4 separate regions of the Mus musculus genome follow, and all the other regions are linked to region 4. A link is a loop called in an ENCODE intact Hi-C map of the cell type or tissue named here. Cell type or tissue: heart. All regions are shown on one strand. Links, peaks and the distances in the headings refer to the core of each region. The heading gives the core; the rest is flanking DNA. Region 1 holds the start of Haus6 (HAUS augmin-like complex, subunit 6). Region 2 has its middle 49 kb from the start of Acer2. Region 3 holds the start of Rraga (Ras-related GTP binding A). Region 4 holds the start of Rps6 (ribosomal protein S6).

Region 1 (7,718 bases), core at 5,219-7,718, 250 kb after region 4:
GAGCCCCATTTTTAATGGGGTTATTTGATTTTTTAGAGTCCATCTTCTTGAGTTCTTTATATATATATTGGATCAAATAAATAAATCTTAAAAAAAAAACAACACTCTCTTCCTGGTGATGACTGCGGTCAAAAGAACAGGCAGTTAGGACGTGAACGTCAGATCCAAAGCAGCTCCTCACGCCTCCACCCTTGAGTGCTGAGAACATAGACAGTGCCGCCACCACACGGAAACCTCCCTTTCCCAGTTCACCGCTAGAGCAGACTCTGTAAAATACTTTCTTGTGTGCCAGGGGCTCAACTCTCATCCCAGCACTCTGGACGCAGAAGCAGACAGATCTCTGTAAGTTCAGTCCAGCCTTGCTACTACATAGTGGGACACTCTCAAAAACTAGAGAGAGAGAGAGAGAGAGAGAGAGAGAGAGAGAGAGAGAGAGAGAGAGAGAGAGAGAGAAAGAGAGAGAGAGAGAGAGAGCATTTTGAGTTATTATTCTTCTTTTTAAATAATAATGTTTTAATTTTGTAGGACTTGTCTAGGAACTGAAATAGCAATTTCTTTTCTAATTTTGATATACAACCCTCAGGAGGCAGAGGCCAAGACAATGGTAAGCTTAAAGCCAGATTGGGCTAAGTAACCCTGCCTCAAACAAAACTTTAAAATAGTCATCTCAAGGGGCCAGGGGTGTAGCTCATTGGTAAGCTTGTGGTTAGCGAGTTCAAAGGCCCTGGGTTCCACCTTCAACACACAGGGAGGTAAAAAGGGAGCTGTGAAATACAGTAGTGTAGACTGGATGGCTCCAGCCAAAAAGAAAATATTAGGGGAAAGCAAATGTTCTAACAGCCAAATCAACTAACAGCAACAACAACAAAAACTACCCTCAAATAAAAGGGCAGAAATGAAGAAATGGATCAAGGAGCTACTGTTTTACCCTGTGCCATAAACAGACAAGATATTTTACGTGACTGAGAAAAGTCTCTGTAGTGAATGATGGTGATAGTTGGACGACATTGTGAACATATTTAGTGTTGCTGAGTTACATATCAAAATCATGGCTTGAATGAGGCATATATGTGGCTCCCATCTGTAATCTCAGCATGTAGGAAGTGGAGCTAGAATATCAGGAGTTCAAGATGAGCCTCAGTTACACAGCAAGTTCAAAGCCAGATTAAGATCTGGAAAACTAAAAAGTAAGCCCAGCTTGAGTTACACTGAATCATGACAGACAGACAGACAGACAGACAGACAGACAGACAGACAGAGATACTTAGCAAAATCCTGTCTCAGAATGATCAAAATAACATATTTTATTGAAAACATAATATGTAAACACATACTAAATGTTTGCCTGTGTTTTCTCCCTGTGGCTTTAGTAAACGTTCATCTCCTCCTGTTTGGCTGCTTGATCTCAGTAGTAAATGACATGACCCTTTGTAAGAGATCCTGTTCTGCACACTGTGTCATTTCATACAATTCCTTAATGTTTAATTGCTGAAATGCCTTTACAATAACGTTTGGCTGTAGGTCAGTGAGATGGCTTAACGGGTAAAGGGCTCCCTGCCAAACCTGGTGATCTGAATGTGACTCTTTAGAACCTACACGATAGAGTGACTCTCGCAAACTGTTCTCACACACACACGTAATAAAAATATAGAAATTGGGTAGCATAAAAGTGGACCAGAGAGCCTTTTTAAAAACTGAACATTGCAGCCTGGCGTGGCGGTGCACGCCTTTAATCCCAGCACTCGGGAGGCAGAGGCAGGCGGATTTCTGAGTTTGAGGCCAGCCTAGTCTACAGAGTGAGTTCCAGGACAGCCAGGGCTACACAGAGAAACCCTGTCTCGAAAAACAAAAACAAAAACAAAAAACCTGAACATTGCTAATTTCTCTTTCTTAGGACATTCTTTTTTTTTTTTTTTTTTTTTTTGAGACAGGGTTTCCCTGTGTAGCCCTGGCTGTCCTGGAACTCACTACTTAGAACAGGCTGGCTTCGAATTCAGAGATTCTCCTGCCTCTGCCTCCTGAGTGCTGGGGTTAAAGCCATCACCACCACATCTAGAGGAAATGCTCAAGTGTGTGACTCCATGGCCTTCTATGTCACTGTGCTCAGAGGATGTAATTTACAAAAAGGTTTTAAGATCAAGAGAAATTTAAAAATTAAGTAAAAAGTACTAGAGGTTCTTTACTTACTTTTCCTATCTTGAAATTTTTCCAGTTGGGCCTGGTGTTGCATATCTTTAATCCTAGAACTCTGAAGGTTTTGAGAGGTAGGAGGCAGGAGGATCAGAGTCCAAGGCCAGCCTCTACTACATAGTGAATTTGAGACCATGCTATTTTACAGGAGTCTCTGTCTCAAGAAAGATAACACCATCAACAAAGTTTCTTTTGCACACGAAATTGTCTCTTTTTGGAAGTGCATTGTTTAGGTTTAAGGGCAGCAAAAGAGTGCTAATGTATTTAAACTCAAGGCCACAGTCTTGCTAGTCTTAAGTAACTGTAGTTTGTGGTTTAAATATTCTCATTTAAGCCAGGTACATTCGGGAGGCAGAGGCAGGCACATCTTTGGGAGTTCAAGGCCAGGCTGGTTTCCGTAGTGAGTTCTACATAGGCTAGGAATACATAATGAAACGGTATCTCCACACACCCAAACCTTCTCATTGAGCTGTGTTCATGAAAACAAGCACTTCCTTTGCAGGCAATTTGGGTTCTAGCAGTTGCCTTGATACTTGTTGACTCAGTCATCAGGAAACACAAAACTAGATCCTAAAGTGTATGGTTCTTTCCCCTTCCCAGGTCCTCTTAAAATTAAAAAAACAAAAACAAAAACAAAAACAAAAACAAAAACAAAAAAACCTTCTTAACTTGCCTCAGTGCTGGATTTACTATAAAGATTAAGACACTGAATATAGCAGGACTTTCTCTGGACTTCCAGTGGATGGAATAAGGAAATGGAGACTTGCTGTTTTTAAAAGCCTAGGTACTATAGCTGGGCAGTTTCTCAGCTATTATACTCCACCAAATCCTGGCCTCTGTCCCTCCATATGGCCCTTTTCCTGTCTTTCTCCTTCAATCCCATGTCATGCTGGTGAATCCCCACATCTGGTTCTTCTCCCAGAAACTCTCTCTCTGCTAAGAAGTTCTGCCTTTCCTCTCCTGGCAGCTATTGACTTTCATATTTTTATTAAATCAACTAGTAAGTGAGGAAGGTATTACAAAATATTGGGGTAGGTGATAATTTGTAAGAATAACAAAACCAAAATGTGGACAGTACTCAGCTATCTGCTGGTACAGCATTCAATATTTGAATATACAAAGACAACCTTCACACAATGCACGAAAAGATTATATCAACAACTGAATTTGTGAGGTTAGTGGCACAAAACATTGCTGGTCACAAAACAGTATCAAGTATTAAGTAGCTAAATATATTCTATAAACTAAAATATAAATACATATTTTAGTAACTATGAATGTCCTTTTTGCCCAGGTCATGGTCACAAAGTATGATTTCTCACTAAAGCAGGGGTTCTGGAAGAAATGGCTGATTTCAGGTCTGCACAGGAACTGCCCAAAATGAGCCTTCAATTTCTTGGAAATTTGAGTAAGTCCTCATTGTCCAAATAAAGGATAATTTGAATATTTATATGGATAACAAATCCAGCAAATTGAATCCTGTACATCTGTGTAGTTCCACAAATTCATGTGTGAATATATGAGATGTGGAGGGGTTGGGCTTCAAGGTTAGGAGGTTGAGATTATGGAAGTGTTAGAGCAAAATTGACAACATAAAGGGTTTTATACCATGAGCAGAATGGAAGACAGACTTAAACAAGGTCAGTTAACTGAGAGGCTGGGATATTTAAAAAGTCACCTATGTGGATAATAATCAAACACCAAAACTTCCTGTGAGCAATGTCAGATCTTAGAATGAACTCTGGTGCTTTGGAAAGCTTACAGATGGCCTCCTTGCAAACTACAGGAACTTAATTTTACAGGAACTGGTGCTTTTAGTAAGTCAGGAGGCAATAACTGCTTGATATGGTAATGTGAAATATGATAGTTCCCTACCTCGAAGGACTTGTTATACAAGGGATGTTCGAGAAAGAATAGCCAGAAGTTCAGGGTGCTGGAAGGGGAAGCTGTATACTTAGGTGAAGGGAGCCTCCTAGCCTGGAGAGTGTAGTGGTGGAGTCATAGAGTAGGACTCTGGTGATGGCTTTAAAGTCTGAGGTCTTGGGGCTTTCTAGCTCTCTAACTGTACTGAAATGCTGATGATAACTTCTAAAACGTCCTTCTGAGGGTAAAAGACTGCTGGTTTAGGTGATTAATAACTGTAGCCTAACAGCAGAGGATTAAACAATGTGCCTTTGTTCCATCTCGGCAGGAACTGCTGGGCTCTAACTTTCAGCCTGCTAGTCAGAAGTCACAGGAAGAAAAAGGGACACTTAGAAAAGTTATTATAGCATTTATTACTAAGTTGTAAAAAGTTTCCTATGGAAGCCATCTAAGGGGAAAAGCGAAAAGATCCTAAGTGGGAAAAGGAAAAGGGAAAAATTCTTCTAAGGGGGGAAAGGCAAAAAATTCTAGTCTAAGTGGGGAAAGGCTTTAAAAAATTCTTCTTTCTCATTTGTCTTCAGTACCTATACATCTTTCAGAATACATGATCACAAAGTTCACACAAAAAATCAAATCATAAATTGAAATAGAAGTTTACAATAGAGAATGTCTACATTCGTATCCATTAGGAATAATTTTCTGGCTAAACATCCATCACCTGTCTCAGCTCCACAGGTTCACTGAAGGTTTAAAACCATAACTAAGTTATTAGTGAAGTTTTGTATAGATAAACCCAGTCAATATTTTATCTTCTGTCCTAGCACCTATAATAAATCATTAGTTCCCTTTATATGACTTTTGGTTAATTGTTTTATCACCTCTTGGAATGTGCTCTGAATAGGAGAAAATCTGGTTACCATCTAAGAACTGGTAACATGTGGAAAATTGGCCGAGTTCTCATTGCAGTTTTGACTATCAAAAACGACTTAATAGGAGTCCCAGTAAAAATGAGCTTAATAATCACAGATAAAATTTTAGGAATTCTTATAGGATCATCATGATGACTTAAGTCATCTATTTGTCTATATGGCATCACTACAAGACAATACATCTTCATGGATCTGCAGAGATCTGCTCCAAAGGGGTGTGCTACTACTTAGTGATTGTTATATATTTTTAATAATAACAGGAAAAGCAATATTAATAGCAGGAATCTTCCCTAAAATGAATTCCTTACAGCCTTGCTTAATAAGGGTGCACCTGTCGCAGGTCATCTAATAATCCGAAGTAGACCACTTCAGGATGATGCTTGTCCCATTATGACTCCTGACACTCAGCAGAGAGACAGACTTTGTTGTAGTTGTTATTCGAGATAGGGTTTCTCTGAATAGCTCTGGCTGTCCTGGAACTCACTCTGTAGACCAGGCTGGCCTGCAACTCAGAAATCCGCCTGTCTTCTCCTCCCAAGTGCTGCCCGGTGAGAGACAGATTTCTAGTACAGCAAGTTGAAGTATGGCTGGTGGTGCCTCCCACAAAGATGGAGAGCATTCCAGAATTAGGAATTCAGGGTCATCTTCCTTTGGGAAGGGAGTTCAAGGCCAGAGGAGGCTAAAAGAAATCTCGACTTGCAACCTCCACGACCAAAGAAACATTTGATAATAAAAATTTTGCCAAGCACTCTAGATGAGGTGATCAATGAACAACTCCATCGGCCCCTGTGACTCTTGCCCATTAATTCATATAGTAGGAAGGCAGGTACAGTCTTCGACGCCAGACTGCGCTACATAAAGTTAGAGCTACATAGCAAGATCCTGCCTTTTTGGTTTTGCTTTGTTTTATTTCGAGACAGGGTTTCTTTGTGTAGCTCTGGCTGTCCCGGAAATCAGTAGTGTTCTCGAACTAACAAAGTTCTTCTCCTCTGAGTACTGGGATTAAAGGAGTACACCGCTGCCTCCACCGGACAAGACCCTGTCTTAAAATAAAGGAAAAGATGATTTGTTTAGGGCCATACACCTGCATCACTCACTATAAGGAGCTACAATGTAGCTTTTACTGAACAGCAATCACAACCCGAGCAACAGAAACCTAAAACGCAAAGAATCCGGAACTAAGGCCGGGAGGGCTCTAGAAAACACCCGGTTTCCGGACCTTGGGGCAATTGGCTGGTCACGCAATGCTTTGTGGGTCTTATAGTTTCTCTCAGGGACTTCATGTGCCCGGAGACAGGGATGCATTGCATGGTGGGAGATTGAGTCCTCTTAGGAAGACCAGTCCCGGAAGTCGGGACTGCGCCTGCGCCTGCGCAGTGTAGTCTTCCGCAAGCGCGGGAGTCTTGGTTTGCGTGGAGCGCTGCAGTCACTGTCTGTTTTTCTGGGCGCGTTCGGCCTTTTGTGGTGGGATGGCTCTCGGAGAGGAGGCAGCGGGCGGCCGCCGCAGAGGGGTTGTCGTCACCCCGGGATGCCTGTAGGAGGGGTCCAAGGGTCCTCACGGCTTCGGTGCCTTCGTTTTCCTCCGTCACAGTCGCCCTGCCCGTGGAAAGCATGAGCTCGGCCCGGGACTCCGCTTTCGAGAAGCAGCATCTCTGGATGTACCTGCAGGCGCTGGGCTTGGATCCGAGCTCCAGCATCACGTTCGGCGGGAAGATGGTGCCGCACGCGCACCTTGGAGAGTAAGGAGATCTGGGGCGGTGGCGCGGTCCTTGGCGTCCAGTCACTGGCGGCAGAACCCTGTGGTGGGGGACTGGTCGTCACCAGTGTAAGGGATGCGGGTGCGGGACGCTTTAGAGGCGTGCTCTGCAGTTGAGGCACAACGGCGGGCCCGCTTAACCCTGCCTTCGTGGTCTGTAGTTGGTGGGAGGCGTCGGGGAACTATATATGCAAACATCTTATAAGTAGTTAACTGTGGGTTTAAACTTTGAATCCGAACTAAAACATGTTACAGCTAGCAAAAACATAATAATGTGTGGGAATGAAAATCAAAAGCCGATACCCTTTCCTTTGCCACTTCAGTTATGGTTGCGATCACAAAAAGAAATACTTTGTTTATATTTGTATACTTTAGACACGAGCTTCCGGTTTCAGGCCCCCTTTCCTCCTTATAATTTAATGGAAAGAATGATTCTATTATTACTATATCACCATCATCACCATTATTACTATTTTTTTTTTTCGAGACAGGGTTTCTCTGTATAGCCCTGGCTGTCCTGGAACTCACTTTGTAGACCAGGCTGGCCTTGAACTCAGAAATCCGTCTGCCTCTGCCTCCCAAGTGCTGGGATTAAAGGCGTGCGCCACCACCGCCCGGCTACTATTATTTTTATTTTGAGACAAAACCCCCCTCTCTGTAGTAATGGGAGGTGTGCTGGGATTTTAATTCCATCGCCTTGCTCCTCCAGATTGCTGTTTTGCTTGCTTGTATGTCTTGTGTGAGGTTGTCAGATCTTCTGGGACTGGAGTTACAGTTTAGATCTGCCATGTGGATTCTGGGAATTGAACCCGTGTCTTTTTGGAGGCGCAGACACTGTTAGTAACCTGAGACATCTCTCCAGTCTCAATGAATTTTGTCTTTTGTTTGATTTTTGTTTTTGTTTGTTTGTTTATTTTTCAAGACAAGGCTTCTGGACCTCTTTTTGTGGACAGGCTAGCCTTGAACTCAGATACCAGCCT
Region 2 (2,500 bases), core at 1-2,500, 66 kb before region 4:
GTATTTTAAACTATAGAAAAATTCAACAGTATGAAACACAATATATGTCAAATCCAGTACCACAACCCATGATAAGGACAATCTAACAGTAAACCTGGAGAGAAGTCTTGCAGAAAATTAAGGTCCCTTTTTGTTCAAAACACCCTAGCCTGCCCTCCCAAGCCTTATTTAGTACTTGAAAGTCTTTAGATGTAATATCGACTCCTTCTTAATGATACCTAATAACTGTACATATTTATCAAGCACACCAAGATAATGCATGCATATGCCGTGTAACGACACAACCACATCTCTACCACTCCCATCCCAGTGACCAGCTAATATTCTTTGTGCTAGGGGCCTGAGAATTCCTCTCTCCCAGTTCTTCCTGAAATGTACATTACATTGATGTAAATTATCCTCACCACGCTGAGCCATAGACATTAGAAGTCTCTCTAGTATACAGCTACCTACCTCTGCTATCCCCAACCCCACCCTGCGTTCATCTCTCTGTAGCTGGGACAAACTGCTTGAGAAACAAAAGGGAGACAGATTACTGGTGACCCACTGGCTCTCACTCAGGGCATCAGCTGATAGAAGCACCCGTGGAAAATAAATGTAAGAGAATATTATTCAGCCACATGAAAGAATGAAGTCTTGGAATTTGTGGCAGTTGAGCTAGAGGTCATTAAGTGAAATAAGCCAGGCACATAAAAACAAATATCGCATGTTCTGTAAATTGAAGCTAAAAACAAAACAAAAACAAACAAACACAAAAAAACTAGACCAGTGTCTCAAAGAACGGGAGAAGAATAGCTGTCAGTGTGGAGAACCATTGTTATGGTTTGAGCTGAAAGCTCCTTTGTTGAAAGCTTGGCTGCAGACAGATGGGATTTGGGGAAGTGATTGGCTCACAAGGGCTCTGACTTCATCAATGAACTAACACATGGATAGATTCATAATTTGGTAGCCCTTTGGGGAGGTGGTGCAAACTGGAAGGCGGAGTCCAGCCAGAGGAAGTGTCACTGATCCTGCACCCTGGAAAGGTGCATTGTCCCTGGCCCTCTCCTCTCAGCCTCTTTCCTGCCCACCCTGAGTGGGCAGCCCCCTCCGCACTTGGTTGATCCTGCATCCTAACAGTTGTGAGGAGTTCTGCAATGGCATGGACCTGGGAGCACAGGGGCCTCTGACAGACTCACTTTACTTTGTTTGGACTGTTCAGGCTTGTGTTAGAGTCTTCTTTTAAAATTACCTTTTATTTGTTTGTTGTTGCTGTTGGTGTGTGTGCATGTGTGTGTACACATGAGAAGGTTAGAAAATAACCTACAGGAGTCTTTCTTTTACCGCATGGATGCTGGAGATTGAACTCTGGTCAGTGGACTTAACAGCAAGTGCCTTTACCCACTGAGCCCTCTCACCAGCCCCTCATATTGGCACCTTAATGCAGTGAGTATCTTTGGGTTTCATCCCTTTCTTCGTCTTCTTCTCCTCCTCCTTGTTCCTTCCCTTCCTCCTCTCCTATTTCTTCTTCTTCTCTTAATTCTTTCCCTTTTTTCCCCACTTCCAAACAAGCTCTCACTAGCTGGCCTGGGACTTACAAGGATATCCTGGGGTTCACTCTGTACCGTCTCCTGAACACAGAGCCCTCACCTTCCCTAGGTTCTGTTCACACTACCGAGCATCGAAAGAGACTGGCGATCCTCTTTTCAGGATCAAGTTCAGTTTCAAAACCAGATCCTGGCTTAGTCTTGCATAGAGTGGTTCCTTATTGTGGGGACAGGAGGTGTAGCTCCTAGGCACATCATTCCTTCGGGAAATCACATGCAGGGACATTGCCATAGAGAGAAGGCCTCCTCAGACATCAAAAGACTCCAAGGCTGCCAGTGTCTCTCCCTATTAGCCAGAGGAAGTCTGGTCACCGAATTTAACCTTAAATTGAAATGACCGTCACAGAAAGTTAGTAATAATAAGTAGGTAGATGCAGGTCCTACCACCACAGTCACTGACTGACAGGTTTTGGGCATTTTGTTGTTGTTGTTGTTGTTGTTGTTGTTGTTGTTGTTTTGTTTGCACCACAGCCCGGTTTATCTCACAGAACACAGTCAAAGAGAACAGAGGCAATTCTGAGGTTCCTGCTTCATCAGGACTGCCTGTCTATTGCACAAATGCAGTTGAGGCCCACACCAAATGGGCTGGACTGGAGCCTAGAAATTAGACCTAGGAATTTATTACAGTGACTCCTATACATCTCACAAACAGACTATGGTTTGTGACTATAGTGGGTGAGGACTGTCAAGTAAGGTCAAGCTAACTGCCAGAGGCCACACAGGCAGTGATGGCAAGAAGACCCTGCCACAGAAAAGTCCCTTTAATAATAAGTCTACCCACATAGCTCTTGGGCCGTGAAAGTTTCAAATGTGTTTGAAAAAAATCAAGAAATAGATGATAGATAAATAGATGATAGATAGATAGATGATAGATTAGATTAGATTAGATAGATAAATATTTGGTCTTTGTTTTA
Region 3 (7,027 bases), core at 254-2,753, 280 kb after region 4:
GCCACCCACTTCCCGCCGGCATCTCGCGAGAACTCCGAGGGCCTGCCGCCACCCACTTCCGGTGGCGACATCGCGAGAACGTCGGCTACTCCTTTGAGACCCTTGGAATTCTAAGAAACTGCTTCTTCCATTGCAATCTAGCGCACAGCGAGTTAAAATGAAAGGGCGAGCCCACGCTGGGGTTTTGTTCTGCTTGGGTTGCCCTGGGTCTTTGCAGAAGGGGTCGAGTGAACCTGGGAGGGAGAATGCTGCCCCCGCGTGGCCAAAAGTCCTCACACGCCCACTGCCATTATCACCTCAGAGAGATAATAGTGCTGTAGGCTTGACAATCAGGCAGGTAGAGGAGCGGGGATGACAAATGAAAACCAGCAGAAAGAGATTTCGAAAAACTAATTGCCCAGGGCTAGGCAGTTCCTTACCAGGGAGACATCCTGATTCCTTGTTCTTTTTACCTCAGCTTGAGAATGTGTAATTAGAATCCAAAACTCGAGTAGAGGGTAATATGGAACACCATGCAATAGCTTCGTCCTCACGGTTACCGTGTGAACAACTGTTTTCAAACCTGAGGGGGTTAACGAGTCTGAGTGCCTTAGAAGGTCTGCTCACTTAGCCATAGGCCACATGGCCTCAAGCCTTTAAGAAGAGATAAGCAGTGTCATCCAGTAAGTTGAGGCTGAGTCAGTAGAATTACCAGGGCACGTCATATTCCTAAATTAGGACACTGCATCCTTATTGTAAAGCCCTTTCCAGGTTGTATACTACACTGTACCAATGAAGACATTTTCTCACTTATTCATTCAAAAATTGGATGTTGGGGCTAGAGACATAGCTTATCATTTAAGCCATGGTCTCCCGCACAGATATGGTGCACACACACACACACACACACACACACACACTGCTCTTCCAGAGAACCTGGGTTTGCTTCCCAGCACCACTGTGACTCCTTGAAACTGTAACTTCAGTCCAGGGGATGATGCCTTCTTTCAACCTCTGTGGGCACTGCATGCATATGATGCATAGACACACAGGCAAAATATGAATTTACATAAATAATGTTTACAATATGCAAGAAAATTCAAAAGTGGGCTGGCAAGATGGCTAAGCGGGTAAGAGCACTGACTGCTCTTCTGAAGGTCCTGAGTTCTAATCCCAGTAACCACATAGTGGCTCACAACCACCCCGTAATGAGATCTGATGCCCTCTTCTGGTGTGTCTGAAGACAGCAACAGTGTACTTATCTATAATAATAAATCTCTGGGCTGGAGTGAGCAGAGGTCCAGAATTCAATTCCTAACAACCACATGAAGGCTCACAAGCATCTGTGTAGCTACAGTGTACTCATATACATAAAAAAAGACAATTTAAAAGTAATCATTGTTGCAGGATATTTGATCACACTGAACCCTGAGAGTGTATTGTTTACTAAAAGACAAACAAAAACAAAAAAACGATTTCTAGTTGTGATGTGGCTCAGTCATAGCACACACCTTTAATTCCTCTGGTTAGAATACAGATATGCCCTTAGAACACACTTTTAATCCCAAACAGTGAAGGTAAAGTTAGTTTGTAGAAGAAAGCACCTTGTTTGAAAGTTATGTCTAATTGAGTGGCAGACAAAGTAACAAATCAGAGAAAGATTTGACAGAATAGGCTACACCCAGCTCTCAAGAGGAGAGGGGAAAGAGGTTACATAACCAATAGCAGCACACACACACACACACACACACACACAGAGAGAGAGAGAGAGAGAGAGAGAGAGAAAGAGAGAATCTACCAGGACAGTTACAAAGAGAAAAGGTTGAAAAGAGAGAGCAAGCTAAACACAGGGGAAGGCAGAGGAGCCAGAGACTGAGAAGGAGTCAGAAGATTAGAACAGATTGCCAAAATCAGTATGAGGCCAAGCAGAGCAATTAAGAAAAGGCCGAGAGAGAGAAGCCAGATTGAATCAGTCAGTTTGGAGAGGAGTTTGAGCCAGAACAGCTGAGTTGACCAGCCAGCCAGAGATCAGAACAGGAAAAGGTGAGCTTATTCAGCAGTAAGTCTCACAGGCAGGAAACATTCTAGCCCTAGATTAGATTGTATGGAAGCTAGAAGCTTCTAGGACCTGGCCTAGGTTAGCAGACAGAGACAGTAAGCCTTGGGGATGACAATAGGAGTAGAAAAGATACATTTACAAGCCATTGCTCCCTTTTATGCATTATTTAGTTAGTGTGTGTGCGTGTGCATGTGCACGTGCATGTATGTTGAAATAGATGTCTTACTTAGGGCTGGCCATTCAGTAGTCACTCTCAGTTCTTTGACCAGTTATGAGTCTCTGCACTAATTGCTGCCCACTACAGAGAATCTGCTCTGGTTGAGGCTGAGGACAGAACTAATCTATATGTAAACATAAATATTTAGAAGGGAGTTGGGCATGCCCATTTAGCAAGATAACTTGTAGGTTCCTCAAGTTTACAGTACCAGACATGAATTCTCTCCTTTGCAACAGGCTTCAGATCCAATGCAAAAGCAGTTGGTTACCTCATAACCTTTGTGTTGCTATTGTACCAGTGGGCATGGCAGGTTGGTGTTATAGCCTTCAGGGTTCACCACTGGGTAGTATCACTGACGACTTCCCCTGCAGTCTGCTTAGTTAGTACCCTCTGGCACACGAAAACTCGCCAGCAGGGAGGAAGGCTTTAGGTCTGTTCCAGCTCGATGCCCCCTCCCCTGCCCCTAGTTTGATGTCTTTATGCTCTGCAACCAAAATATATTCTGTCTCGAGCAATAGTGTCTTACTATCTAGTTATGGTCAGTAACCAAGAGCAACCGCAATCACCAGTGTTGTTTGGGGAGCCTCTGGGGCCTTTCTGACCCTGATCCCAGGTCTGGAACTGAGTTTTTGTTTAATAACACACATCTTCTGGGGGAAGTTTTGACTACCCATGCTGGGTACCTGTGTTTAAAGTTACACGCACATTTTAATTAGCCTACACATAGTGGGTCTTCATAAATGCTTTCCTTAGATCCTTTGTTTTGGTTAACAAACTCCTCCCTCATGCTGTACCCCGACCCAATCACTGCTTAAAGTTTTAGCCTCCAGTATTCTCCCCCCTCTATTTTCCTATTGTATGTATTCTATATACCCTCACCCATGAAGAGCCCTCACCCCTACATGGCCCTTTTTAGCTTCCTGAGTTTGACATGTACTCCCAAGTAAGCACAGATCTGAAAGTTCAATAGCCTTTGTTCTGAACATTTAGTGTTTTAATTTTGTCAGATGTGTGTGTGTGTGTGTGTGTGTGTGTGTGTGTGTGTCTGCCTGTCCATCTGTGTGAGTGTACACCACTTGTGCATCAGAGAAGGCACTGAATTCTGAACCAAGGTTACAGGCAGTGGAGAGCCACCTTAGCTAGGTGCTGGAAACCAAACTTGACTCCTCTAGAGGAATGAGGAATACTAATTGTAGTGAGGATTTTTGTTTTCTAGTTGGGGGGTTGGAAGGGATTGGGGTAAAGAAAGATGGTAAGAAAAAGATCCCACTAAAATAACCAGAAGGCCAGCTACAACTGATAACTCCTGAACTCCCAGTCCCAAGTAGTTTAGTTGTCATATGGTGAGAGGAGTCTCTTTTCTGATCTGTCTGTGTGGTGTTGTAAATGCCTTGTGTGTCTGGACTGGCATCTCCTTTCCTAAATCTGGGATTTTTTTTTTCCTGCTTGGTTCCCTTGAAAACACTTTTCATGTCTCTAGAATGAGATTCTTCTGTTTCTTCAATGCTGATAATCTAACAAATTTGGCCTTTTCCAAATGTCATATGTATATTGGAATTGCCATTGGAGTCTTCTTATTTTTTTTCTTTGTCTTTGTTAGATTTTGTTCTGCTTTCTCCATCTTGTCTTCAAGATATTCTGTCCTCCCCATCCCCCGTCCATTCTTGCTGATTCTTTCCACAGAGTTTATTTGATCTATTATGCTTTTTCACTTCCAGATTTGAGATCAGTTTTTCTTCAACCTTTCTCCCTCTGTTGAATTCCTTTCATACCCATTATCTTTCTTATTTCACACAGCTGTTTGTTTGCGTCTTGGAACATGCATACAGTCACTATTTTGAGTTCCATCTTTTGGGGTATCGCTGTAACCACCATGGCTAGCAGAGTAATAACTGGTGGGGTGCGAGAGGTGGTTTCCTTCAACATTGCTGTGTAGCCGGTATTTGTTCAGACTTTGGGAATCAGACCCTGAATAGCTCATTGTAGGCATTTTGAAGGACTGAAAATTTTCTTGTAAACTTTCCTGGTGATAACCTACTCCTGAGTGAACAATAAAGTGTTCAACATGACTACATTGGAACTCTGGAAGCAACATGTGACATCTTCAATAAAGATGAATTCTACAGATTCACTCTAACTGACACTTTCCATAAAGATAGGTTGTATAGATTGACAAGCTCCTGATAAGTTCCAGGAGGAGGATCGGATGTGGCCTTGACTGCATAGCTACCCCAAAGCTCACCCGACTGTTAACCACACCTGCTCCTGGCCTTCTGGGCTGATAACAGGTTTTTACATTCCTTTCTTTGAATGAACAACCCTGTGTGTTTAACACTCCTGGTTCCCCTATTGCTAATCTGTGAGCACAATAGCCCCCATGCCTCCAATATACCATCCCCTTTATTTTTTTAAAGAAAAAAAATGTGACTGTAATAGAGGCCAAGGTTCAATGTATTGCTTCATGGCTAATCTAACTAATATAGACCAGTATAACAGAATTGTAAGCCTAGCTAACTGAGGACTAAGGAAAGGGGAAAGCCATCTTAACCATGATAATCATTTGTACTGGCTGGTTTTGTGTGTCAACTTGACACAGGCTGAAGTTATCACAGAGAAAGGAGCTTCAGTTGGGGAAGTGCCTCCATGAGATCCAGCTGTGGGGCATTTTCTCAATTAGTGACCAAGGGGGACGGGCCACTTGTGGGTGGAACCATCTCTGGGCTGGTGGTCTTGGGTTTTATATAAGAGCAGGCTAAGCAAGCCAGGGGAAGCAAGCCAGTAAGTAACATCCCTCCTTGGCCTCTGCATCAGCTCCTGCTTCCTGACCTGCTTGAGTTCCAGTCCTGACTTCCTTCAGTGATGAACAGCAATGTGGAAATGTAAGCTGAATAAACCCTTTTCCCCCAATTGCTTCTTGGTCATGATGTTTTGTCCAGGAATAGAAACCCTGACTAAGATACCATTCAAAGTCACTTAAAGAGATTTTATCTTCCTGTGAAGATCATTAATTTGATCACCCATAGTATGAGAGAAATCTGACACATTTAAGCAGCACACACAGGAAACGGCTAACAACCAAGATTGTGCTTGAGCAACAATGTCTTAGTTAGGGTTTTACTGCTGTGAACAGACACTATGACCAAGGCAAGTCTTTTAAAGGACAACATTTAATTGGGGCTGGCTTACAGGTTCAGAGGTTTAGTCCATTATCATCAAGGTGGGGGCATAGCAGTATCCAGGCAGGCATGGTACAGGAGGAGAGTTCTACATCTTCATCTGAAGGTGCTAGTGAAAGACTGGCTTCTTGGCAGCTAGGATGAGTGTCTTAAAGCCCACACCCACAGTGAAATACCTACTCCAACAAGGCCACACTTTCTAATAGTGCCACTCCTTGGACTGGGAATATACGAATAATCCCAAATTAATCTCTTGATTAATTTCTGCTCATATTTTTGCTGCAATAATGGTAGTTTTACTAACCATACAGGCCATCTTTGAGACCTCTCAGTGTTCCAGTAATCATTCCTGGGACTGGCCATAAAAAAATACTAAAAATAATCCTTAGTATGGGAAAACATCATACTGTTTCCTATTCCAGGCATGCCTTTATTACACCTCCCTAGCCCCCTGACAAAAAGTATTTGGATTCTGCACTGACAAGCTGAGAATTAGTATAATCAGCATCACTTTTGGGTCAGTAATATAGTGTTCTTGCCTCGCCAAGGCCTCGGCTTGATGAGTTGGTTTTGATGTCTCCCTAAGTCACCAGCTTTCTGTTCCTCTTAGGGCATCTTTTCTTGGTTTGTTGTCTACCTTCAGACGCTTCATTGGATGCCCATGTCCAATGCATCAGAGCAGGAACACTGGGGCTTCACTCATTTTCTGGAAGCATAACCTCACTCTGATGTTAGAAGAACATCAGGTCTTTCCATTGATTAGTTTCTACATCTTCCCACTTAACAAACACTTTTGGTTGTGTCTCCATTAGGGAAAAATGGTTTGGGGTAGCAGCAGAAGTCTTATGTTTTAAAGTGAAAAGCTTAAAGTAAGCACAGCTAAATGTGGCCCCGCACGTGGGGACTTGGGTGGGTGTATGCGTCTTTTTTCCATTTTTAAGATTTGCCATTTAAGTGTTTGATGATGCCATTCTACAATAGCCTGACCCTGTGGATTGTTAGGGATTTCAGTCATGTGATGAATATCACATCATTTGCAAAATTCCTTAAATCATTTGCTAGTATACGCAGGGCCATCAGTTTCTACGTGTAATGGGAGTCCGAGAAAGCAAAAGCACACAGAGCTACTTGACAAAGTCAAGTTCCAGATATAGACACAATGGTATTTTCCTGGAGCCCTCAGGGCCCCATGTCACACCTGGGGCTGAGCTCTGCGGTGGAGGCATGGAAGTCCTGCTGTGCTCTCACTCTGGGACTTCACCCAACTCACTCTCATTAGATGTCACTGCTGTAGAGTCAAATTTTGAAGAAATTATGTCTTCATTTTACATAATTTTTGTTACTGCCTTAGATATATGCATCTGATTTTATTTCTTCTATCTTAATTTTAAGTGTGTGTGTGTGTGTGTGTGTGTGTGTGCGCGCATGTAGACATGCAGACATGAATGTGCATGTGAGTGTAGGTGTCTGGGGAGGCCAGAGGCATCAAATACCTCTGGGAACTGGTGTTACAGCCCAGCCATCCTTCTGACATAGGTATTGGGAACCTCATTTGGGTCCCCTGCAAGAGCAGTACCTACTCTGCTCTACTGAGCC
Region 4 (7,848 bases), core at 2,424-4,923:
AGGGTAGGGTGGTGCCCAAAGGGTGTGCCACCTTCTCTGAGAAGGGGAGGGTGAGACTGGGATGAGAGGAAGGGAACTTTGATCTGGATGTAAAATGAATAAATATACAAATGAATGAAAAAGGGAAAAGAAGTAGAGATTGTCTTTTAAGTTGAACTTCTGTGTTTAAAATGATTCTCTGTATCTCTCTCTCTCTCTCTCTCTCTCTCTCTCTCTCTCTCTCTCTCTCTCTCTCTCTGTGTGTGTGTGTGTGTGTGTGTGTGTGTGTGTGTGTGTGTGTGTGTGTCCAAGACTGGGCTAGAAAGCAAACAGCTTTCTGAAACACTAGAACCCATTTCCTCTCCTACAACTTTAGTTAGCCCAGGCTACTCTGGAACTTACTATGTAGATTAGGCTGGCTTCGAACTCATGATCCTCCTTTCTTAATTTCCCAAATACTGGAATTCAAAACAGGAACCCAACATGGCTGACTGGTTGGTTTGATCCACAGCTAGTCCAGGATGGCCTCAATGCATTTTATAGTTGAGGCTGGCCTTGAACTACTTACTGATCCTCCTGCGGAAGCTCCCTGAAATCCTAGAATACAGGTATGCACCACCTCCCTGGTTGCTGTTTCTTTTGTATCTATGGAATCTGCATTTCTAGATACAATAATCTTGAATATTTGAGGAAAAACCTGCACACAGTGAACATTTGTAGACTTTTTATAGTCATTACTCTTATAAAAATAGCATAAAACAACTATTTGCATAGCATGTATACTGTTCTAGGTGGTACACAGGAAGTCAGATGTGAGCAGTACTCAATATCATGCTATTTTACAAAGGAACTGGAGCATCCATGGACTTCGGTATCCACAGGTGTCCATGAGACCAACACTTCATAGAATTGTTGAGACAAGCCCTCAAATGCGCCGTGTAGCTAAGACTCACCTCACACTCCTCAGCTTCCTGCCTCATCTAAGTGCTACTATCATGGCAGAAGTATACAACCAAGACATGATGCAAATTCTTAAAAGTTCAAGCCATCTGTTATATAGAACAGCATGCATTTTAGATTTGTAGCATGGCTTTCTTCACATCTAGAGTAAGAAACCTTTACCCCTTTAACCTGCTAACACAAGTCCATTGGTTTTTGAGATATTACTTTCTTTCTGGAACAAATATTCTACATTTACTTTGTTATCTATCTGCCAAAGATCTGGAGTCAGTGAAATTTGCAACAGAATGCTTGTTTTTCTGAATAGGTCATAGAATTTAGAAACCAAGGTCTGGGGGACAGGTGTGCCCCAAGTTCCAGATCCTATCTAACTCACAGAGATCTGCCTGCTTCGCCTCCCGAATGCTAAGATTAAAGGTGTGCACCACCTTGCTCATCTGTTTTAAGACAGGGTCTCCCCCATGTGACCCTGGCATTAATTTATAGGCAAATAATTGTGTGTGTGTGTGTTTGTGGTGATGAGCTCTTGCTAGGTTGTGGACGCTGCCCTGGAATTCACAACTCTCCCATCTCTCCTTGTGAGTGTTAGCATTACAAGGCCCATTCTAGGAATCTTACAAAATTATGGTAATCAAAACAGTATGGCCAGGCAGTGGTGGCACACGCCTTTAATCCCAGCACTTGAGAGGGAGAGGCAGGTGGATTTCTGAGTTCAAGGCCAGCCTAGTCTTCAGAGTGAGTTCCAGGACAGCCAGGATTAAACAGAGAAACCCTGTCTCAAAAAACAAAAACAAAACTAGTGTGACCTGGCACTGGACAGCCATAACAAACCAAAGGGTCAGGTCAAGTGTGTGGAGAGCGCTCCCATCACATGCACTGCCGGAACAACTACATACCTACATGGGAAAGGAGGAGGCGAGTCTACTGTTGGAGAGACATATGAGCATGACCACTGTGCAGATTTCAATGGCATGTGTTGTAGTTCCAGCCACTTGGAAGGCTGTAAAAGGACTGTTCAAGTACAGAGGCCAAGAGGCCAGCCTAGGCAACACAGTAAGACTTGGTTTAAAAAACAAAACTCCAAGTGGACCACTGACCTAATACAAGAACTAAAATAAACAGGGACCAGTCTTTAAGATCAGATTGCGGTGGCACAGGCCTATGATAATCTCAGCACTTGAGAGGTGAAAGCTCCAGGATCAGGAGTCATCCCCCAGCAACACCGTGGAGTTTGACATCAGCCTGGGCTGCAAGGTGAAAGCCTGCCTTCAGATACCTCAGTATCACATGCAAGCTCCTCCAACCCCTCTCTCACTTGTGTGCATGTTTGATTCAGGCTCTCACTGTGTATTTCTGCCTACCCTGGAATTTACTATATAGTCCAAGCTGGCAAGAACTTGTGACAGCCGTCCTGCCTGTTTCCATAGTGCCAGGGTTAGAAGCAGGCATCACCAATGGCAGGTCTAACAATCCAAAATTTAAAAATAGGTCACAGGGTCTGGAGAGACATCTCAGTGGTTAAGACTAGTAGCTGGGCTTCCAGAGGACCAGCATTCAATTCCCAGAACCTTCATGGCAGCTGACAACCATCTGTAACTCCAATTCAAAGGGATCAGACCCCTTCTGATGTCTGAGGGCAGAGGCAGGCAGCCATACTTCCAAGGATATTGTATAAAGCAACAAAAATGTTCAACAAGAAAATCAACACACAAAATGTGATCGCGCGCGCGCGCACGCGCGCGCACACACACACACACACACGCGCCTTTAAAAGGAAGAAAAATATAAACTTGAAGACTGCACTCAGTGAAGCCAGCCAGTTATAAAAAGACAACTTCCATTTGATTCCATCACATGATGGACTTACTCAAAATTTTAGAGACAGAAATTGGTGACAGTGGTGAGCAGATGGGTATGATGTACATAGAGACTTTCAGAACAGCCAGGGTTTTATACAAAGACAGTCTCAGAAAAACAAAAGACGAGTTTGAACAGAACTGTGTGTGACTGCAGTAAACAAGCATGGAAATGGTGTTAATTTGTGTTTTGAAAAAAGAGCTGACAACGACGGTGCCGCTCAGTGATGAGCCCCGAGGCTCAATTTCCAATCTGAGTTGTCACCCCCAGCCCAGCCACAAAAGGGACAATTTTGGCAGAAGAAGAGCGAAAGCAGAGAGGCTCAAGACTCTGAGGCATACGATAGATGTCTGTGCTGGGTAAACGTGACTGCTTAGCCTCTGCGGTCCGGCGACTACAGGAGCCACTCAATCGCTGGGATCAGGACAAGATCCCGGATTGGAAATCTTCTGTACGGATGAGGGACCTGACAGCCAGGGCGACAATTCCGGTCGTGCTTTCCCATTTTAGGTACTACTAGAAACCAGGGTCGCAAACGGAGATTCGGCTCCTCAGTAGACCAGTCTGGAAGCGGCTAACCCCGGTGATAAACGACAGACCCCGTCACCAGGAAGGTCCAGGAAGCTAAAATGACAGCTCGCTGCAAACCGGCCTCTCCATAGTCTAGTTAATCTACGCCCGGAAGTAACGCCCCTCTAAAGTCACTTCCGCCGGCTGTTCTCGCGAGAACTTAGAGCGCTATGTGCCCTGGGTTAAGCGGAAGTCGGGCCTCTTTTTCGTGACGCCTCCCAGGCGCTCGGCTGTGTCAAGATGAAGGTAGGCGTCCCCGGCCAGGGCCGAGTGAGGCCGCCCGAGCCCGAGCGTGCGGCACGGCCTCGGTCCCAGGCTCGCATAAGTCCCGCACTAAGTGGAGAAGGATCCGAGGCGGGAGGGAACTCGTTTTGGCGGCCCTGGGACGCTCTGGGAGAGCGGATGGCGGGCGATTGCAGCGCCGCCGCGGTGGACGTAGCGCCATAGCGGCGCCCGGCTCCGGGCCCGGCACGCGCGGTCCCGAAGCCCCGCTCGCGGCTGGCAGCCTTGCGGCTCTCGAGCCCTCGCCACTCTGCTAGCGGAGGTCTTGAGGGTCGCCCGGCGTCCTCAGCATCCCACAGAGCTCCTGTAAAATGTCCCGTGGATGCGGCGCTTTGCCGGGCGTGGGATCCGAGCCTCGGACGCCCTGCGTTGTCGGCCCGGCTTGGGTCCCTAAGGTTCTCTCTTGTCCCCCTTTAAAACTGTAGCTGAACATCTCCTTCCCCGCCACCGGCTGTCAGAAGCTCATCGAGGTGGATGACGAGCGCAAGCTCCGCACCTTCTATGAGAAGCGCATGGCCACGGAAGTAGCCGCTGATGCTCTTGGTGAAGAGTGGAAGGTAAGGTTGTTACCGGCATCCATGTCCCAGCTTGGCGAGCGCAAGGGCTGTTTTGGGTTAAGTTTCATTAATAGAACCAAGTTTGGGGAAATGGGCCGAAAGGACATGCTTCTTTCTTGCTTGCCGTACGGAATTCAGGGTCTTAAAAAAAGCCTTTCATGTTCATGCTAGTAAAACCGGGGTAGTCAGGGTAAGTCAAAAGGAGAGAGATGGCTAGTTTACCTTAGTTGGAAACGGAGACAAAACGTGAGTGGTTGAAATTGGTCTCAGTTATTCTCCCTAGTCGGGTGTTGAACCTAAGAGGTTAAGAACCTGCACTTAGTAGGTTGGAACTGAACTAGTAAAATGTTGTTATTTTATGTTCAACGCAGGGTTATGTGGTCCGGATCAGCGGTGGGAATGACAAGCAAGGTTTTCCCATGAAGCAAGGTGTTCTGACCCATGGCAGAGTGCGCCTGCTGTTGAGTAAGGGGCATTCCTGTTACAGGCCAAGGAGAACTGGAGAGAGGAAGCGCAAGTCTGTTCGTGGATGCATTGTGGACGCTAATCTCAGTGTTCTCAACTTGGTCATTGTAAAGAAAGGTGAGGCTTTTGTTGAAGCTTGCTTGCTTGTTTATTGAGAGAGATCTGCCTCCTAGGTAGTGGGCATTGGCCCAAGAAGTTGTTTCCCAAGTGATAAACATTTAATGTCTCTATTTTGATTGTTTCTTTAAGGAGAGAAGGATATTCCTGGACTGACAGACACTACTGTGCCTCGTCGGTTGGGACCTAAAAGGGCTAGTAGAATCCGCAAGCTTTTTAATCTCTCCAAAGAAGATGATGTCCGCCAGTATGTTGTCAGGAAGCCCTTAAACAAAGAAGGTAATGGATTTGGGGGGGGGGTGTATTGTGCTACTGCTGCAGCTTTGCTTGCCAGCCCGGAGTCTGGCTTACCAGACTTTATGTTCATGGCTTTGGGGTTAGGAATGGCCAGGATTCTGAGATTACGAAGGCATTCTCATTTTAATACATTTGAAAATCCTTTAAAGCACTTGATGTATATGTAGGGGCTAGAGGACAACTTGCAGGAGAGGATTTTGGAGAGACCGGGTTCTAAGCTGGTGTTTTGGACTTACTGATGACTGGCTCTCGTATTTGTCACCTCTGGGACATAGATTATGGAAGTCAGGAAAAACACTTAAACGTAAGAAAAAATACTATGTGTTAGGCAGCATACTCATTAATGAAGAGTACAGCATCAGGTACACGATGTTACTGTGTCTGTAGGACATGGCTTGTATGTGAGATACAAATAACTCAGGACTGTGGACTTGTACATGTACTAATTAGAGTGGTACTAAAGGAAACGTGTAACTCAGTTGACAAGAGGTTTAAAAATGGTCCATTTCCCCTCATGGACAGAGTGGCTGACCTGTAGCAGAACTTGACTATCCCAGCTTATTTACAAGGGTCCATGAGCTGAGATGACAGCAAGTTTCTGTTCCTAAAGAGACCTGTAATGTGGAGTAAGTGTAAATTCAAAAGGCTAAAACAAATTTTAAAAGTTCTAATAGTAGGCAGAGTCCATCTAAAAGTAGGATTCAAGCATAAATGAAAAAGAATGCAGACCATAGGGTCAGAGTAATACTTTAAAAAAAGGTTTTGAGGACAACACAGGCCTTGGATGAATGGTGGGGGTTGAATGGGGCCTTAGGTGTGCCTGGCTTGAGTTACACCACTGCATAGTCATCCAGCATGGGTGCTGAGAAGTGATTGCTCATCTGGATTTTTAGGTAAGAAGCCCAGGACCAAAGCACCCAAGATTCAGCGACTTGTTACTCCTCGTGTCCTGCAACACAAACGCCGACGTATTGCTCTGAAGAAGCAACGCACTAAGAAGAACAAGGAGGAGGCTGCAGAATACGCTAAACTTTTGGCCAAGAGAATGAAGGAAGCCAAAGAAAAGCGCCAGGAACAGATTGCCAAGAGACGTAGGCTGTCCTCACTGAGAGCTTCTACTTCTAAGTCTGAGTCCAGTCAAAAATGAGTCTTTAAGAGCAACAAATAAATAATGACCTTGAATCTTTCATTGGCTTTCATTAATAGTGTAACTAGATAAATGATGGGAAAGATGAGACAGAAGAAGGAATACATCTATAGGACTGCTAGAATATGGGGAGAGTGATTATTTTCAAATTAATATGTATCGAGCTTCTACCCCAAGGTAAATAAATAACATTTGGAGACCATTAAAATGTAGGATGGCATAGAAGAGGCCTTTACTAAGATTAATAATTAAAGAAACACAGCCTTTAAAGTAAAAAACACACTGTGCCTTTGAAACTTGCTAAAAAGATTAACTTCTGTCCCAAAAGGTATCAGCCATGCGCTACCAGCCTCCCTGCCCCTACAGTGGCAGTGGCTGCATTCTTGGTGAATGGTAGTGGAAGGGATTAAACCTAGGCCTCAGTCATGCTTCCCAGTCACTGGTACTGATTTGTATGCACCCGCTTAGGTGTGAAGGTAGTTTTGGTGTGTATCACAAGTTAGCCTGTGTAGCGAAGACAGGTTTTCTCCACCGTGTTTTTTGTTACACATGACTATTCACAAATGTGCTGCAGACAGTAAAATGAGAAATACCCTTCCAAGGACCTGCTCTTGATTTTTGTTTTGGGGTAGGGGTGTTCCAAGACGGTCTCTTGGTTTAATTTAGGTTATTGTGGCATTCAGTAGACCACACCGGCTGCAACTCAGATCTGCCTGTCTCTGCCTCCTGAGTACTGGGATTAAAGGAATTCTAATCTAAGATTTTTTTTTTTCTGGCAGAAGAGTTAACACATTAACTTGGGTATTAACAGGTATGCTAAAAGAAAAGGCTGCAGGCTACCAGGAACAAAGCCACCTCCTTTTAGTGCACAGGTTTTACTATACAAATATCACCTGTACTCAAACGAGAGCCTTTTTGTAAAACATTCCAGGTACACTGGATCACTGCCATTGGTGGCTCCGTTATTCTGTCCTATGCTAAGATCTGATGACTGAAACCAGTATTAAGTCCAACATAACACTGATCATTGTTGAAGGACATTCTGATTCTGGGAGCTGTGAATATCAGAACTCCTAACCCTGCTAGTGTTAACAAACAATGTTCATTCAGTGTGGGATTTTCACATCTTGGTTTTGTCCACTTCATCTTTATATGACATGTGACCCATTGTGATTTTGTGTTTTTCAATATCCTGGCTGGCCTGGGGTCAAAAGTTGCTTCAGCTACTCTGAGTGCTGTTGGTTGCCAACATTCCTAGCTTTGCGTAAAACAGGATCTTTCTAGGGCAGTGTCTGGCTGGCCTGCAACTCACGTATGTAGTCTCTGCCACCATGACTGGAAAGAGCAGGATCTTAAGGTACATGAGGTTCAAAGTGAGTAATAGAAGCTGCTTCCCTAGAAAACAAGTTCAAAGAGTAAAACCCAAAGCATTGCTTATATATAGTGTGATTCACTAGGCAGGCCCCAAGTTCTACAGCCAACTCCCATAGAAACCAATACTGTTCGTGTCTGCTGTTTTGGGGAGGTAATAGAAAGCCTGGTCTATACAAGTGAGTTCTAGAGTAATACAGTGGTTTGCAACTTAAAACCTCTGCTGCCTCTAACATGAGAGGAAAC

Evidence for each region. Hi-C counts contacts between places; a loop is a spot of excess contacts. Peaks named below come from ENCODE experiments on the same cell type or tissue, not always from the same donor. Only the 100,000 strongest peaks of a DNase experiment are listed, where the experiment ranks them.
Region 1: it touches region 4 in a loop (2.9-fold over the local background); 5 of 42 quality-filtered maps call a loop at or near these places.
Region 2: a loop joins it to region 4, with 5 times the contacts of the local background. A loop is called at or near these places in 6 of 42 quality-filtered maps.
Region 3: it touches region 4 in a loop (3-fold over the local background); 9 of 42 quality-filtered maps call a loop at or near these places.

Annotation. Positions count from the first base shown.
Region 1 is chr4:86,610,689-86,618,406 of GRCm38, reverse strand. It overlaps Haus6 (HAUS augmin-like complex, subunit 6), which reads left to right and starts at 6,352. Exons shown (of 17, transcript NM_173400.3): 1 at 6,352-6,721. The coding sequence starts at 6,594. In heart, for the core only: a CTCF peak has its summit at 6,452; a DNase peak (open chromatin) is centred at 6,296; H3K4me3 peaks cover 2,266 bases; H3K27ac peaks cover 1,466 bases.
Region 2 is chr4:86,922,267-86,924,766 of GRCm38, reverse strand. It overlaps a transcript of Acer2 not described here. Among named protein-coding and RNA genes, the nearest start is that of Acer2, 49 kb to the right of the region's middle. In heart, for the core only: no CTCF peak of the experiment used is centred there; no DNase peak of the experiment used is centred there.
Region 3 is chr4:86,568,658-86,575,684 of GRCm38, reverse strand. It overlaps Rraga (Ras-related GTP binding A), which reads right to left and starts at 12. Exons shown (of 1, transcript NM_178376.3): 1 at 1-12. In heart, for the core only: a CTCF peak has its summit at 1,215 (motif pointing left); no DNase peak of the experiment used is centred there; H3K4me3 peaks cover 464 bases; H3K27ac peaks cover 518 bases.
Region 4 is chr4:86,853,085-86,860,932 of GRCm38, reverse strand. Rps6 (ribosomal protein S6) reads left to right here and starts at 3,566. Exons shown (of 5, transcript NM_009096.3): 1 at 3,566-3,612; 2 at 4,074-4,205; 3 at 4,577-4,787; 4 at 4,920-5,066; 5 at 5,978-6,834. The coding sequence starts at 3,607. The coding sequence ends at 6,231. In heart, for the core only: a CTCF peak has its summit at 3,755; a DNase peak (open chromatin) is centred at 3,512; H3K4me3 peaks cover 2,500 bases; H3K27ac peaks cover 2,231 bases.